Regions from separate parts of the Homo sapiens genome. Here region 1 is linked to region 2. Evidence: read pairs that join two places in POLR2A ChIA-PET (ENCODE). Cell type or tissue: B cell. All regions are shown on one strand. Each heading gives the region's core, and the rest is flanking DNA. Links, peaks and the distances in the headings are about the cores only.

Region 1 (7,975 bases), core at 1,183-6,182, 390 kb after region 2:
AAACAGAACATACCAAATATCATGAGATGCAGCTAAAGCAGTTCTAAGGGGACTGTTTATAGCAATAAATGTCTACATGAAGAAAAGATCTAAAATAAACAACCTAACTTGATATCTCAGGAACTAGAAAAAGAACAAACTAAGCCCAAAGTTGGCAGAAAGACAGAAATAATAAAGATCAGAACAGAAATAAGTGAAATAGGAACTAGAAAACAATTAAAAAAATGAAACCAAGAATTGGTGTTTTTTTACGATAAAGAAATTGACAAACGTTTAGCTAGACTAACCATGAAAAAGGAGTCTCAAATCGTAAATGCAAAAGAAGGTAGTACAACTGATATCACAATAATACAAAGGGTCTATTAACAGTACCAACAAATTGGATAATCTAGAAAAATAGATAAATTCCTAGAAACAATCTACCAAGACTAAATCATGAAAAATAAAAAATATAGACACCAATAACAAGGATATTGAATCAGTAATAAATCTGTCAACAAAAAAAAGTCCAGGACCAGATGGCTTCATGGACAAATTCTATCAAACACTTAAGAATTAATGCCAACCCTTATTAAACTCTTCCAAAAAATTGAAGTGGAGGGCACACCTCTAAACTCATTCTATGAGACCAGTATTACCTTGATACAAAAGCCAAACAAGGACACAAGAAAATTACAGGCCAACATCCTTAATAAAGGATGTAAAAATCTTCAAAATATTAGCAAATCAAATTCAACTGTATATTAAAGGGATAATACCATGCAAGTAGAATTTATTCCTGAGATGCAAGGATGTTGCAACACATATAAATCAATAAATGTGATATATCACATTAATAGAATGAATGATAAAATCATATGATCCTCTCAATAGATGCAGAAAAAGCATTCAACACCCTTTCATGACATAAATGCTCTGTAAATTGGGTATAGAAAGAATGTACTTCGACATAACAAAGGCCATACATGACAAGCTTCCAGCTAATATATTAAAAGGTGAAAAGCTGAAAAGTCTTCAAAGATCAGGAACCAAAAGGTTCTTCCTCTCATCATTTATATTCAACATAGTAGTGCAAGCCCTAGTCAGAGCAATTAGGCAAGAAAAAGATAAAAAGAAATTCAAATCAGAAAGAAAGTAAAAGTGCCTGTTTGCTGATATAATCTTATAAATATATTAACCCTAAAAGAACTAATAAATCAGTAAATTTGTAGGTTACAAAATCAACATATAAAAAACCAGTAGCATTTTTATACACTAACAATGATCTGAGTAAGAAATTAAGAAAACAAACAATCCCACTTATAATAGCATAAAAACTAATAAAATACTTAGGATTAAATTTAACCAAGTCAGTGAAAGATCTGTACATTAGAAACTATATGACATTGATGAAAGAAATAGGAAAAAAACCACAAATGAAAGATATCCTATGTTCATCAATTAGAAGAATTAATATTGTTAAAATGTCCATACTAGACTATCTAAAGTGATTTATAGATTCAATACAATCTCTATAAAAACTCCAGTAACATCTTCCACAGAAACAAAAAAATCCTAAAATTTGTAAAGAACTACAAAAGACCTTAAATAGCCAAAGCTATTTAAGAACAACAAAGAGAAGAACAAAGCTAGAGGCATTACACTTCCTGATCTCAAGCTAAATTATAAAACAATAGTAATCAAAGCAGTATGGCAGTGGCATAAAAACAGACACAGAGGCTAATGGAACAGAACAGAGAGGCCAGAAATAAACTCAAACATATATAGTCTAACATTTGACGAGGGTGCTAATAATATGATAGGGAAAGGGCAGTCTCTTCAATAAGTGGTATTGGGAAAGCTGGATATCCACATGCAAAAGAATGAAGCTGGACCTCTATCTTATACCACTTACATAAATTAACTCAGAATGAATTACACATTAAATGTAATACTTAGTAAAACTCCTAGAAGAAAACAGGAAAAAAGCTCATTGACATTGGGCTTGGGCTTGGCAAAGATTTTTTGAATATAGCACTAAAAGCACAGGCAACAAAAATGAAAATAAACAAGTGCAACTACAGAAAACTAAAGTGTCTGGATAGCAACAAACCAATGAACAACACAAAAAACAAAAACCAACAAAATGAAAGGTAACTTATATAATAGAAAATAAATGCAAACCGTATATCTGGAAAGAGATTAACATACTAAATATGTAAGAAGCCCACACAACTCAATAGCAAGGAAACAAAAAAATCCAATTAAAAACTCAACAAAAGACCTAAATAAACATATTTCCAAAGAAGACATACAAATGACTGGCAGGTATCTGGAAAGGTGCTCACCATCACTAACCATCAGGGAAATGCAAATCAAAACCACAAAGAGATATCACCTCACACCGTCTAAGATGGCTGTTACCAAAAAGATAAGAGAGAAGTGTTGGTGAGGATGGGGAGAAAGGGAACCCCTTGTGCACTGTTGATGGGCATCCAAATTGATTCAGCCATTATGGAAAATGGTATGGAGGTTCCTCAAAAAATTAAAAATAGAACTACCATATAATCTAGCAATTCCGCTTTTGGGTATATATCCAAAGGAAACAAAATAAGACCTCTTGAAGAGATACCTGTACTCCTATGTTCATTAGTTACAGTAACCAAGACACAGAAACAATCTAAATAAAGAGATACGGTACATGTACAATGCAGTATTGTTCAGCCTTAAAGAGGGAAATTCTTCCATATGCGGCAATGTGCATGAGCTTGACGGCTTTATTCTAACTGAAATAAGTCAGACAAAGGCAGATACTGCATGATTACACTTATATGTGGAATCTAAAAAAGTTGAACTCATAGAAACAGACTGGTGGTTGTCAGGGAGTAGGGAGAGGGGAGAAAGAAATGGGGAGATGTCTGTCAAAAGATACAAACTTTCAGTTATATGATAAAATTCTGGGGATCTAAGGTGTAGCATGATGACTATGGTTAATACTATATTATATACTTAAAATTTGCTGAGAGATCTTAAGTGTTTTCACTATTTATAAAAAATGGTAACTATGTGAAGTGATGGATATGTTAACTTGATTGTGGTGATCATTTCACAATGTTTACTTATATCAAAACATCATAATGTACTACTTAAAGATATACAATTTTATTTGTGAATTATACCTCAGTAAAGCTGGAAAGAAGAAAAACTCAAGAATGAGAGTTTAATTTCATCAAATGCTTTTCTTTACTTCTATATGTTTTTTTTTAAAAAAATTTATTGTACAGATTATATGAATAGATTTCCTAGCAATAAACCTTTCTAGGATAAAACCTACAGTCGGGATTTTTTGGTACATTGCTTAGCTTATTTTGTGAATAGTTTATGAAGTTTTTATGTGTTCCTGTGTTTGTGAGATTGGCCTATGGTTTTCGATTTTTATACCATCCTGTCTGGTTTTGACATCAAGGACATACTGCTCTCATAAAATGAGTAGGGAACATTCTCTTTTTCTCTTCTTTGAAGCAATTTGAATGAGATTGAAAATATGTATTTTTTATGTTTGTTAGAATATACCCATGGAATAATTTGTTTGGGTTTTTTGATGAGTATATTTGTGCATGTGTGTGCACGTGAGCCTCTCTGCTTGTATGTGAATATATTTTAAAGTACTGTTTTACTTCCTTTAATAATAGACCTATCTAAATTTCATACATATTCTTGGACAGTTTTGATAACATATTTTTCTAGAATATTATACCTTTTCTGGAATATTGTACCTTCAATCTAAGTGTTCAAATGTTCATAATTGTTATTCATAGTATTTTCTTATAATTTCTGAAAATCTCCGCTGCATTTGAAATTAGGTTCTTATATTTCTTCATTGGTGGTGGTTTGTGTGTGTGTAATTTTTAAATCGATCTTAATCTTTGTCAGAAGTTTGTGAAATTTACTTAGCTTTTTTCCAAACAAATGCTTTTGGTTTTGTTGACTTTTTCTGTTTCTCTTTTCTCTTTTATTATTTATTTCTCTACTCATCTTTATAATTTCATTTATTCATTTTTTGATGGGTGGGGGGTTTACTTTGTTCCTCTTTTCTCAACTTTTTGAGTTGGATAGTTAGCTCACTAATTCTTGGACTTTCTTCAGTTATATATGCATTCTATACAATTTCCTCTAAGTGATGCCTATGCTCTATTACCTGAAGTTTGACATATGCTATTTTTATTTCCTTTCAATGCAAATTATTTTCTAATCATTAAAATTTATTGACTCATAAATTATTTCCAAACACATGGGAGTTTGGAGGGTTGCCTTTTTTGTAGAATATTTTAATTTTTATTGTATTATGATCAGAAAGCATGGCTATGTGATATTTGTTGTTTGACATTTGTTAAGTTGACTGAATTGTAATACTATGTATTCTCTAATTCTTAGGTACAGGGATTTTGATATATCTATTAGATCAACTGTGTTAATCATGGTCTTCAAAATTTCTACAGGCTGTCTGTTATTGTATTTTCCTACAGCTTTCTTTTTATTTATTAGCTATTTAATTATTTTAACTATTACCAAGTTTCAGTTTGTAATTCTATTACCTCAAGTTGTTGAGAGTCTAATCTTGCATTTATAGTGTATTCTACCTTTTGTCTATGGTAGATTTCTCCTTGTGGATTTTGAAATTTTTAATTGTGAGGTTAACATTTTTCTTCCATGAATTTCTTTTGGCATTAATGGTTTTGCTTTTTCCAGCTGATCAGAATTATCACTGGCCTAGAAAAAATTTTTATGCTAATCTCTCAATGAAGAATTCCTAGAAAAGGTGAGTAAATTTGAACCCCAGGTCATTTGGGGGTTTCTAATTCCCAAGGGAGACATTTTTGCTCATCTAGAACACAGGCACAGACAGATAAGACTCCTTGTTTATCTGTGCTGACAGATTTTGTTCCAGTCTGTCTTTTCTGAGAGGGTATCAATTTTTGAGAGTTCCAGTTTGAGGGTTCTCAATTCCAACTCTCCTCCTTGCATTGGCCCAATATCTTGTCTCTTATACTTTTAAAAACCAAGTCGTCGTATTATTTCCCTTCTGGTAACTATATTATCAGCTCCTAAGTTGCCACTCTGGTTTTATGCTTCTCTTTGGCACCTGGAAATTTCTACTTTATTTTTATTGTGAGCCTAATCATATATTTAAAATATTTTTAAAGTTATATTTTGTGAAGAATTCTTGGTTTTGGGAGAAAGAACTTTCACAGTTGTCATTGGTCTTCATCTCAGTGTTCCATATTTCAGGAACTGGAATTCATCCTTAGAGTCTTTTAATTGTGAAAGATGAATGTTTCAGGACATCACAAGGCAAACACCTGTCAAAACGTTTTGACTGTTCATTTTCTACTGAATTCAACATCTCAACAGTATTTAGATAGGTGCTTCATTGCTGTCAGCCAGAATGAGCCAGAATTGTTCCTGGGTTGGTGCTGGGTAGAAGACCCTGGTGGGGGCTAGCAGCCTATAGGGGGGCCACTGGAGGGAAACTGAGCTGTGGTTCTCATATATGGAAGAGACATCTTATGTTCTTCTTTTTTTTTGGAGACAGAGTTTCGCTCTTGTCACCCAGGCTGGAGTGCCATGGCATGGTCTAGGTTCAGTGCAACCTCTGCCTCCTGGGTTCAAGAGACTCTCCTGCCTCAGCCTCCTGAGTAGCTGGGATTACAGGCGCCTGCCACCATGCCTGGCTATTTTTGTAATTTTAGTAGAGATGCAGCTTCACCATGTTGGCCAGGCTGGTCTTGAACTCCTGACTTCAGGTGATTCACCCACCTCGGCCTCCCAAAGTGCTGGGATTACAGGCATGAGCCACTGCGCCCGGCCTATCACCTTCTTAAAACCCCTTTCCTGGGGCAAAAAATAGCAGGCCCATGGTGAAATTTACTTGGATTTGTTTCCTGGAGAAGTCCTCTTTGATTTCTGCTTATGGGGAGACCCTGTTATAAGATTTTTCTTTGCTTATTCCAGAAACAATGGGCTCTCCCTGATCAAAAGAAAAAACAAGCAGAATTTCCAAATGGAGTGCCTCCAGGGGAGGATTTTTCTATGTTATTCATTCTCCCTCTGTGCAAATACAGAGATATATTATGGGGAAATATGCAGAGGCCTTAGTAGGTGTTCCTTGCTTAAGAAAAATGGTGACATTGATTAAAACCCTCTATTCCCATATAAAGGAACAATTATTACACAGCAATGCCAGGAGGTTCAGGCCCCATGTGGAGATTTCTTTGTGGCCTTCCCATGGTAGCCAGGAGCAATAATGCAGCCAGAAGAACTATAATTTCAGTGTCTTCTAAGTGCTAAGCCATGGTGTTGGGAATACAGAGATGGAGGAATCTTGTGGTCTTTACCCTGGAGGGGCTCACAGACGAGGTGTGTAGAAGCCACTAGAGAATTAAGAATGATAACAATCTGTAAAAGAGAATGTTGAGGAATTGAACTTCATCACAATTAAAAACTTTTATTCTTTAAAATACACTGCCAAAAGAATAAAAAGACAACCCACGGACTGGGAGAAAATATTTGTAAGCTACATATCTCATAAAGGACTTGTGTCAAAAATCTATAAAGAACACTCAAAAAACAAATACCCAATTAAAAAATAGGCAAAAGATTTGAAGAGTCATTTCAGCAAAGAAGATATATAGATGGCTAATAAGCACATTGAAAAGATGTTCAACATTCATCATTAGGAAAATGCAACTTAAAACCACAATAAAATATCACCACCGATCTATTTGAGTGGCTAAAATTAAAAAGATCGATCATATCAAGGGTTGGCTAGGATGTGGACTGCAGCCCTCATGCATTGTTGGTGGCAATGTAAAATGGAACAATCACTTGGTAAAATAGTTTGGCAGTTTCTTAAAAAATTAAGCACACTCCTATCATATATCCACCCACTTCACTCCTAGATATGTGCCCAAGAGGAAAGGAAATATATAACCACAAAGAGACTTGTACATGAATATTCATAGATGCTTTATATGTAATAGCTGCAAACTGGAAACAGCCCAAATGTCTACCAACAGGTGAATGAATAAACCAAATGGGGTCCATCCATATACCAGAATACCCCACTCGACAGTAAAAAAGAAATGAACTATTGACACACAGACAGATGGATGAATGTCAAAATAATTATGCTGAATATGAAAGAAGACAGACCAAAAAAAAGAGTACATGCTACATGATTTCATTAAATACAAATCTAGAAATTGCAACCTAATCTAGAATGAGGGAAAGCAGATGAGATGTCGTATGGGGATGTCGTTGAGGGAGGTGAGGGGAAGCATTACAAAGAGTCATACAGAAACTTTCAGAGGGGATGGATTGTTTACTATCTTGATTGTAGTGATGGTTTCATGGGTGTATACCTATGTGAAAACTTACAAATTGTTCAGTTAAAGTATATGCAGTTTACTGCAGTCCAATGATACTTCAAGAAGGCTACTTAAAAATAGGGTGATAGCACATTAGAAAAGGCATGTTCAGACTGCCATCAGTAGACAGTACCTGCGAGTATCTCTTGACTCAAACTAACCAGGGGTCAGGGAGAGGGGAGGACGGATCTGAGATTTGAAATTTGAACGCAGGTTATTCAAGGAAAAAGGAGTGAGGAAGGGCAGGAGGGGTGGAGGCCTCTCCATGTTGGGGCTATAACAAATGCCAAGGTCCAAGCATGTCAGAGTGTGGTGTGTTCAGAGACCTGCCAGTGGCTTGGTATGATGGAAACATAGGATGCTTATGAGCAGGAGAGAAGAGAAGAGGAAAGGAGAAGAGAGAAGAGGGGAGAGGCAGGAAATGACTGTCTCAGATCTCTTTCCATCTCTGGGTTTATGAAATTCTCATTATATGTCACTTACTTGTGTCACCAACTTGTCCAGGCATGCCCAGCCCTGCATACAAAATGAGATCAGAACTCCATTTATGTACAAATTACAATGGTACC
Region 2 (5,000 bases), core at 1-5,000:
AGCACTGTCTGAAAGAACTTTCTATGATGAGAATATTCTGTATTTGTGCTGTCTGTCCAAAATGGGAGCCGTTAGCCACATGTGGTCATTAAGCTCTTGAAATACAGCTAGTGTGACGGAATTACTGAATTTAAATGTAAATAGCTGCATGTGGTCAGTGGTTACTGTATTGAATTGCCCAGTCTTATCTTTTGTTCACTTCTCTCCTCATCTAGATAATTACAAATATAAAAATATTAACAAACGGGAAGTTTCTCAAAAACACTCTTCACTTAAATAATTAAAGTTTACTCTTTTTTTTCAATTTTTTTTTTTTTTTAGCTACTCCTTCTCCAGCTGAAAATAATTAAACTTTAGAGCGATGCTAGAAAAGTAGCTTGAAGTCTTAGATTTCATCAGTCTTTAGGGTCAAATTATTTGTAAGGATGTTTTACAGGAATCTAAAATTGATTAACCATGGGTTAATACTTTACAGTGACTTTTAAGAAAGAAAAGTTACATGTTTTTGTTTTGTTTTTAAAGATTTACTTTGGTCTGTGAGGAATATGTAAGACAAAAAATTCGGAGTCCTTACCGAAAGAGCTTTAATAATGAAACCAATCCTACCTTTAGCTCTGCTTGTATGAACTCTTGCACGTACCCAAACAACTTCATCAGCTTTTTGTATTGTCAAGTCTCTAACCCGAACCAAAACTCGATCTGTAATAACAGTAAACGATTTTTATATAGTAAAATAATTTTTAAATTCAGAATTTACAAAGAGATCATAATTATTTTTGACAGCTAGCATAAGTACTTGGAACCATCCTGAATAATTCTCAATCTTTGACAACACTGTCTTCTCTATCATGTTCCATGTGCAATTTGCCTCAAGTTTTGTGAACTGTGCTTTCTAAACATATTTTTAAAATCCGTCTATTTCTCTACCATCTTCACTGCCGCCATACTAAACCAAGCTATTGTCTCCCACCTGAACTACAGCAATAGCTTCCTAACTGCAATCCCTGTGTCCCCTTCTAATTCAGTCTCCTTTGAAGTCAGACAGTTTCAAAATGCAAATCTGAACACTTCAATGACTTGTAAGGCCAAACACAGCCTATCCTGCCTAGGACATGGAACTTTTGCCTGCCTGCCACAGTACCTAAGTCAGCTAGTCTCTACCAAGTCTGAACAGTCGCAGTATCCTATTCCCCAGGATGCAGTGACTCTAACTGAGCTAATGCAAGTCTTTCTCTGGGACTAAATATACAGATGCTGGGAATGAAGCTCTCTTTCCTGGGATTGCTGCGCTGACATGGTGCAGGCCCAGGGCTGCAGCTTTCACCTTTCCTGCTATGTTTGCAGGATTCGAGAAGGAGGCCAATATCCTAAAGGAAACAGAGCCAAAAGCTGGAGAGAGAAAGGCCTGTAGATGCTTCCTGAGCCCCAAGATCCAATCATGCTTGATGTCATCTCATACATTTCCCTATCGAGCCTTTTGGCTGTAAGTGAGCCCCAACTATTATGCTCCTAATACTAAACAAAATACTACATTCATCTAGAGTTCCTAAACAGGAAAACAGCTACAAAACAACTGTTATGTAAAGATGTGTATACAACGCAACATTCAACAATCATTTTTGCTACTCTTCTAAATGCAATCATTTGATTAGAGAAAAACATTTAAGTATTAGTTAAATTAAACATAGCAATAGACATGACATTACAATATCGAGAATACCTTTTGAGACATAAAGTCAAATTATAAATACTGTATGTCTTACCGAATTTTTCTAAATGTATTTATAATTTGCCTATTGAAGAAAAGATGCAGCTGCAGAGAGAATCTGATTTACAGGAGAATAAATAACACGGTTCTCATAGCCAAAAGCAAAGAGAATGAAAGAGGAATTTTAAAGCCACTGGCATCACAAGAGGATTTCTGCAAAACACTGCCAACAGACTTTATGAGTTAAGCCAACTTCCAAGTCTGCTGTGTAAACTCAGGCAAAAGAAAGCGTGAAAGAGAAAAGACAGACACATCAGCAGAAGATTTTAAAAGGCAGATTTGAAAATGCCAAGACTGAAAAAGCAATGGCTAACCAAGCAATCACAACTCAAAACCACACAAAACAGAAAAGCAGAAGTCTAAGAGATATGCGATAATTAGGATAATTTTACTAGCACTTTGGAGAAGAAAAAGGGTAATGGCTCTTCTTTCTTGTGGCATGGCAATTAACTAGCATAGGGGTTCTCAACCTTTAATACACCCGAACATACCCGAAGCCCATGCCATACTCACATCACTATGACTGGCTAACCAGTAACAACCAAGGTAGTAGGATTTCAGTTTGAAAACTGCACTTTTAAGAGTCATGGGCATCAGAGTGATTAATGCAGAGAAATGGAAGCAGATGAGAAAGGAAACCACCTTGAGCAAAGAATTGGCATTTTTGCAGAGGTAAAACCAAAGGCCGAATTTTACATACATAGGTTATCTTTCTCTCTAAGTGGAAGAACGCAACTGTCTGTGGATTTGCCAGCAAAAGAACAACAGCAATTATGTTAATGGCTGCTTTGGGCCTATGTTAAAGACCTAAACTCCAGTGAGCTTCTTTGTGTTACAGCTCAAGGAAGTACAGTTGAGAAAGACACCTAACCTGAAAACAAAGTCTCAAGTGTCTCCTCCTGCTTGCCCTGGCAGAGGAATATCATCCCCTATACTCTATTGCTCATAGTCTATTTTACATAGGTTGAGCATTCCTAACCCGAAAACCCGGAATGCTCCCAAATCCAAAACTTTTTGAGTGCTGACATGATGGTCAAAGGAGATGCTCATCGGAGGATTTTGGATTTTCAGATTAGGGATGCTCAAGTGGTAAATATAATGCAAATATTCCAAAGTCCAAAAAAATAAAGTCCAAAACACTTTTGTGGTCTCAAGCATTTTGGCTAAGGGATACTCAACCTGTACTCAATTACTTTATTTCATCTTTATGTTTTGGAAATGATTTTCAGAAATTTTGGCTTTTTTTTTTTTTTGACAGGGTCTCACTCTGTTGCCCAGGCTGAAGTCCAGTGGTGTGATCGTGGCTCACCGCAGCCTTGACCTCACAGGCTCAAGTGATCCTCCCATCAGCCTCCTGAGTAGCTGGGATAAAAGGTGTATGCCACCACGCCTAGCTAATTTTTTTACTTTCTGTAGAGATGGGGTCTCACTATGTTTCCCAGGCTAGTTTCAAATTCCTGGGCTCAAGTGATCCTCCCAACTCAGTCTCTGAATTTTGGTCTTTTATTGTATTCTTTCCCAACAAGCCTGGGAAAGAAAAGTGATTTTGTGATCATGTGGCAAATCAAATATAACAATAAAATTAACCTAGAGGTGTTTTATTTCCAAAGCATAATATTCATAGGCAGCCCTCTAAACTGGAAGCAGTGCTTCCAATGGGCAAGAATGTAAACGTCTACAATTACTGCACCAAAGAGTGAGAGACGTAATTTGAAGTGTCTACCAAAAGAAAAATTACTGTCAAATAGTTAAGTAAGACAAATCTGTTGAAATTACATATATAGAATAGAAGTAAAAGAAAGGCAAACATTTATAAATAAAAAATCTACAGGTCTGAGAGAAACAACATGAGTCAGGTCAATTTCAAAGAAATATAAGGCCGGGTGCGGTGGCTCACACCTGTAATCCTAGCACTTTGGGAGGCCGAGGTGGGTGGATTGCCTTGAGTTCAGGAGTTCGAGATCAGCCTGGGCAACACAGTGAAACCCCATCTCTACTAAAATACAAAAAAAAAGTGAGGCGTGGCGGTGTGCGCCTGTAGTCCCAGCTGCTCAGGAGGCTGAGGCAGGAGAATTGTAGGAACTTGGGAGGCGGAAGTTGAAGTGAGCCGAGATCATGCCACTGCACTCCAGCCTGGGCGACAGAGCGAGCCTCTGTCTCCCAAAAAAAAAAAAAAGAAATATAAAGATGCCAACATACACTAACAAAAAAGAGCGGTTATAAGAAAAGATAGACTGGGGTCTAAGAATAATTCATTTCATTCCCAGACACTAAAGCTACGAGTAAACAAAATGGAGTGGGGGTGGAGGCTTTAAAACTCAAATCATAGTACTGCCAAAGAAGCCAGAGAAGATGTAAGATGGAAGGACCCATGGACTCTAGGGTCAGATGGCCTTTGGTTCTAATCCCAAGTCTGGCAGACTCTGTGTAAGTCAAGTTTCTTATCTTTCAACTTTGGTTCCTTAGTTTTCAAGGATGCTGTAGAGAATAAGTGAAAATATAAATGTTTGGGAAGAGTCAAGCAAAATAGGAATAAATAATAGCTAAAAACAGTCAGAGAAGTAAAGTTGTGGGGGTTGGGGGAAGTAAAAGAGGTAGCTTTATTAAAGCATGCAAAAAGGCTACATGTGATGAAGGCAGTTATTAGCCACTCTCCTATCTCCTAGACAACGGTTGAATCTTACCTAATAATTTAGGAATATTTAAAAAATATAATCTACCATTTAAAACATACCATTTAACCTACAATACCTAATAACATTTTTTTTCCTTTTCTAGAGTTGGAACCCTAAACTGACAATGTTTACACAGGGTTATGACATCTACTTGGATTATTAATGTCATTTAAGCTTTTCAGAATTATACCTTCAGATTTATGCCAACCTTACTTAAAATTTCATTTAGAGCTTTCCTGGAATTAGAAAGCAAAAAAGCTTTATTTACTGTCACATAGCTACTAACCTGGTTTTTCTTGTGATTGTATCATTGAAGATATTCCATATCTCTCTTTAGCATAATCCTACAAAAAAAGTTTTTTGCATCGTGACTTTTTATGTAAACACTAAGAGCACAGTAAACACATAAATACTAATAATAGAATATAAAAATGAATTTAACTTTCAGGATCATTTTATTAATTCAGAAAGTCAGTAGTTTCATAATGTGGAAATCTCTCATTCATTTACATATGTACTCTACAGAAAACAGAAAAGTACTGTTTCTGGTTAGTTTG

Evidence for each region. ChIA-PET counts read pairs that join two places held together with the same protein. Peaks named below come from ENCODE experiments on the same cell type or tissue, not always from the same donor. Only the 100,000 strongest peaks of a DNase experiment are listed, where the experiment ranks them.
Region 1: POLR2A ChIA-PET joins it to region 2 with 12 read pairs; 8 of 35 experiments call an interaction of 5 or more read pairs at or near these places.

What each region holds. Positions count from the first base shown.
Region 1 is chr2:136,367,879-136,375,853 of GRCh38, forward strand. No RefSeq gene overlaps it. Among named protein-coding and RNA genes, the nearest start is that of CXCR4, 250 kb to the left of the region's middle. RefSeq lists enhancers at 7,661-7,740, 7,811-7,975. In B cell, for the core only: no CTCF peak of the experiment used is centred there; no DNase peak of the experiment used is centred there.
Region 2 is chr2:135,978,668-135,983,667 of GRCh38, forward strand. DARS1 (aspartyl-tRNA synthetase 1) reads right to left here. Exons shown (of 16, transcript NM_001349.4): 2 at 4,730-4,787; 3 at 607-699. Among named protein-coding and RNA genes, the nearest start is that of DARS1-AS1, 4.0 kb to the right of the region's middle. In B cell, for the core only: no CTCF peak of the experiment used is centred there; a DNase peak (open chromatin) is centred at 2,224; H3K4me3 peaks cover 335 bases; H3K27ac peaks cover 2,658 bases.